Linked DNA regions of Homo sapiens: region 1 is linked to region 2. Evidence: read pairs that join two places in POLR2A ChIA-PET (ENCODE). Cell type or tissue: Panc1. All regions are shown on one strand.

What was found. ChIA-PET counts read pairs that join two places held together with the same protein. Peaks named below come from ENCODE experiments on the same cell type or tissue, not always from the same donor. Only the 100,000 strongest peaks of a DNase experiment are listed, where the experiment ranks them.
Region 1: POLR2A ChIA-PET joins it to region 2 with 14 read pairs; 5 of 35 experiments call an interaction of 5 or more read pairs at or near these places.

Annotation. Positions count from the first base shown.
Region 1 is chr6:99,471,477-99,473,976 of GRCh38, forward strand. All of the region lies in intron 9 of USP45 (ubiquitin specific peptidase 45), which reads right to left. Among named protein-coding and RNA genes, the nearest start is that of USP45, 43 kb to the right of the region's middle. In Panc1, no CTCF peak of the experiment used is centred here; no DNase peak of the experiment used is centred here.
Region 2 is chr6:99,570,056-99,572,555 of GRCh38, forward strand. It overlaps the pseudogene TSTD3. Among named protein-coding and RNA genes, the nearest start is that of CCNC, 2.6 kb to the left of the region's middle. In Panc1, no CTCF peak of the experiment used is centred here; no DNase peak of the experiment used is centred here.

The DNA of each region.
Region 1 (2,500 bases), 99 kb before region 2:
AAGATAATAAAAATATAGTATCATTAATTTAGTGACTGTGCAAATTAAAAGGAAAAAACAAAGAAGCATAAATGTATAAATTAAAAAGACTGCCTTATAAAAGAACTACTTCTAGGAAATTTGATTTTGTACATGAAAAATTTACAATTTCTGCACAAATGATCCTTTAAGTACTATATTCAGCAAGAGTATATTCCTCAATGTTGTAGTTCAGAAAAGACTTTAATGAAACCATATGAAAGGAGGTCAGTAGTTTTTCATCATTACTAAAAGATTCTGGTGGCAGACATAACACTGTAGCCTTCCTTCAATCAAGAAACACATGGCAGTGACACCCTACAACAACAGCATGATTAACAGCTGTGGAGTTCCCAGGCCAGACAATGCAGCTCCTGCCCTGATACTGTAGCTGACCGTCAGGACTGTCCTCGCTTATGAAATTGAATAGATCCACAGACTTGACATTTTAATTTTACTGCACCATTTAAAGCCTTCAAATAGTGCAAGAAAGATAAGAGCTTTCAAAACCAATGTGTCCTGCTGGGCTGCCTAAGATACTGTGCATCCCAATGCACCATTACGACTAAACAATAATTTAATTATAACAAAGACTGCTATCAAATTATAGAGGTAAAACAGAAAAAAGTGACAGGGATATATTTTACTTTTTTTATAATATCAACAGAAAAAAAACCCCAAGACATAATTTTAATCCATTCACATGACTTTTAACTTCACTTACTAATTTTTTTTTTTTTTGAGAACGTGTCTCACTCCCTCACCCAGTCTAGAGTGCAGTGCCGCGATCACAGCTCACTGCAACCTCCACCTCGAGTTCAAGCAACTCTCCTGCCTCAGTCTCCTGAGTAGCCAGGATTACAGACACGCATCACCATGCTTGGCTAATTTTTGTATTTTTAGTAGACACGGGGTTTCACCATGTTGGCCAAGCTGGTCTCGAACTCCTGACCTCAGGCGATCTGCCCACCTCAGCCTCCCAAACTGCTGGGATTACAGGAATGAGCCACCATGCCCAGCCCACTTACATAATTTTTAATTCCATTTAATGATACATGACCACCACATAGTAAACGTATTCCTGCAAATCATGGGGAAAAAAATAATTCTAGCAATTGATAAATCTGAATTAATCTTAAAGTAACTCATATCATCTGTAGGCCCATTTATTGTTCACAATACAAAAAGCAACCTGTTCCCACCGTGCCAACATGCATCTACCCCTCAACAAGAAGAGCAATATACCATAATTATTGAATCCAATTTAATACTTTTACAAATAGTAAAATAATTGTGGTTACATTTTAAATAGCAGACTTAAAATCATTATTTCTACTGACTACAGATGTCCAAGCATTTAAACTTCAATCAGCAGTATTTTATAGAATTAGAAAGATCATTAGTTTGGGAGTCAGAAAGACTTGAGTTTGAAGCTCAACTCTAAGTATCAGTTCCTAGCTCTAAGAAAATGTGATCAAATACTAGCTAGGGGACTACGCTAATATCCTCAATGGTTAACTAATTATAAATCTCTTTTTTTTTTTCTTTTTTAGACACAATGTAGGTAAAACAACACAGTATTATCCTGTCGGTTTATTAGTTTATTCAAATACAACATATTCAAAATAATTGCAAATCACAAAGAAACTAGCTAGTATAACATATAAGAATAATTATTTTGATTTCTTCCCAATTCAAATTCTCAAAAAAAAGTTGCGTTTAAGGTTAAGCACATACAACTCATTCAAAAAACATTCACAGGGAGCCCGGAGTGGCAGCTCATGCCTGTGATCCCAGCACTTTGGGAGGCCGAGGCAGGCAGATTACTTGAGGTCCGGAGTTCGAAACAAGCCTGGCCAAAGTGGTAAAACCCTGTCTCTACTAAAAATACAAAAAAAAAAAATTAGCCAGGCTTGGTGATATGTGTCTGTAATCCCAGCTATTCAGGAGGCTGAGGCAGGAGAATCACTTGAACCCAGGAGGTTGGAGGTTGCAGTGAGCCGAGATCACAACACTGCACTGCAGCCTAAGCAACAGAGCAAGACACTGTCTAAATAAATAAGCAAGCCTAGTCAACATGGTGAAACCCCATTTCTACTAAAAGTACAAAAATTAGCTGGGAATGGTGGCACACCCTGTAATCCCAGCTACTCGGGAGGCTGAGGCAGGAGAATCACTTGAACCTGGGAGGCAGAGGCTGCAGTGAGCTGAGATCATGCCACTGCACTCCAGCCTGGATGACAGAGTGAGACCCTGTCTCAAAAAAAAAACAAAAAAAACAAAACACACACACACACACACACACACAAATTCACAGAACATCTACTATGTGCAAGGCACACAGGACAGAGACAATACATAGTACCATTCCTCAAAGAGATCACAATCTAAGAAAGCTGACAGATAGGGACATAAATCTAAATAGAAAGTGGTAGGGTTTATGATCAAATATGTAAAAGTAGAGAGGTGGCAGAAAAGGAAT
Region 2 (2,500 bases):
GAGACGGAGTCTCGCTCTGTCGCCCAGGCTGGAGTGCAGTGGCGAGATCTCGGCCGCGATCTTAATGGAGTTATTTTGGAGTGATAAAGTGCAAACTTACAGAGCAGCGGAATCAACAGTTTTGCAGAACATCTAAAAATATTCATGCATATATGTATGCACATGTATGTACATGTATGCACCTAATAGAAACATACTGCAAAAAAAGCCATAATTTAATTTTACAAGACGAAATATTTTGTATTTTCCATTTCATTTTCATTGTAGCAATGCATTTATTGTAAAACTTATAATTATTTTTCTAAATAATTGGACACTCCAGAAACTTGTTTATAGACAGTCAGCATCTGAGGCAACTTAAGACAGTATTTTTCACATTGTAGGTGGAGACCAATTAGGGTGTGGTAAAATTAAGTATAATCATTTTCCTAAATAGAACAGAAAATACTAGGTAAATCAGAAATAGCAAGGATATTATATTTAAATTTGGTTCAGTTATATATGTGTGTATATACATACACAAACACACATATACACACACAGTCAAGATGTGAAATGCATTTGTTTGTATGTGAGAATTAGTCTGCATCAGGTGTGGTGGCTCACGCCTGTAATCCCAGCACTTTGGGATGCCGAAATGGGCGGATCACTTGAGGTCAGGAGTTTGAGACCAGCCTAGCCAACATGGTGAAACCCTGTCTCTACTAAAAATACAAAAATTAGCGGAGTGTGGTGGCGTGCACCCGTAGTCCCAGCTACTCGGGAGGCTGCAGCACAAGAATCGCTTGAACCCAGGAGGCAGAGGTTGCGGTGGGCAGAGATTGTGCCACTGCACTCCAGCCTGGACAACAGAGTGAGACTCCAAATCCAAAAAGAAAAAGAAAAAAGAATGAATTAGTCTGGATAAGCTACACTAGGTGAAATTGTGGTAACACCTCCCCACCCCCACCCCTAATCAGCATAGCTTAACATCAAAGTATTTTACATGTCATACGTCACTCCCATAAAGTCCCATAAAGTCGGCTTGCTCTCCTTGGTGGTTGTCTTCCAGATTTTCAAGAATGTAATATTTATATATCCTTCAATTACTCCATCTTGATGGTCTTTACTTCTAGGTTTAAAATCTTTCTAGAGAGAGCACAGAGGACTCATACTAACTCTTACCCAGGGTTAAGAGCCTTGAAACAGAAACAACCCAATCACTTTCTCTCATGGGCCATTGACCAGAATAGACACATGCCTCCAATTTTTAACTGTGAAGAAAGCTGAGGCCAGGCACGGTGGCTCACGCCTGTACTCCCAGCACTTTGGGAGGCCAAGACAGGCAGATCACGAGGTCAGGAGATCAGACCATCATGGCCAGCATGGTGAAACCCCGTCTCCACTAAAATACAAAAATTAGCCGGGCATGGTGGCGCATGCGTGTGATCCTAGCTACTTGGGAGGCTCAGGCAGGAGAATCGCTTGAACCTGGGAGGCGGAGGTTGCAGTGAGCCAAGATCGCGCCACTGCACTCCAGCCTGGGTGTCGGAGTGAGACTCTGTCTCAAAAAAAAAAAAAAAAGAAAGAAAGCTGAGAAATGTAAACGAGTGTGTAGTATACTTCATGAACACTACTGTCTGTTACACTACAGATCACAATAGAAAATATTGGCAGGGCGCGGTGGCTCAGGCCTGTAATCCCAGCACTTTGGGAGGCTGAGGTGGGCGGATCACGAGGTCAAGAGCTCGAGACCATCCTGGCTAACACGGTGAAACCCCGTCTCCACTAAAAACACAAAAAATTAGCCGGGCGTGGTGGCAGGCGCCTGTAGTCCCAGCTACTCGGGAGGCTGAGGCAGGAGAATGGCATGAACCCAGGAGGCGGAGCTTGCAGTGAGCTGAGATCGAGCCACTGCACTCCAGCCTGGGCGACAGAGTGAGACTCCATCTCAAAAAAAAAAAAAATAAATAAAAATATATATATATTTATCTTTATATTTATATTTAAAAGGCACTACCTTAAGAAACTCCAGGCCATGGGCTAGTTCACAGATTCAGGATTTCTTCAACTCTCTCAGGGTTTGTTTTGTTTTTGTGAAACTGGCATCATCCAGAAGATAAGGATACTGCAACGAATTAGTATTACTAATGTTTTATTCTAAGCGATCCTATTATACTTTGTTGCTATTACTGGACTAGCACTTTTTTTTTTTTTTTTTTTTTTTGAGGCAGAGTCTTGCTCTGTCACCCAGGTTGGAGTGCAATGGCTTCAGGCGATTCTCCTGCCTTAGCCTCCCAAGTAGCTGGGATTACAGGTGCCTGCCACCATGCCCAGATAATTTTTTTTTTTTTTTTTTTTTTTTGGATTTTTAGTAGAGATGGGGTTTCACCATGTTGGTCAGGCTGGTCACAAACTCCTGACCTCAGTTAATCCACCCACCTCAGCCTCCCAAAGTGCTGGGATTATAGGCATGAGCCACCGTGCCCCGCAATTTTGTTTTATACCTAATTCTGCACTC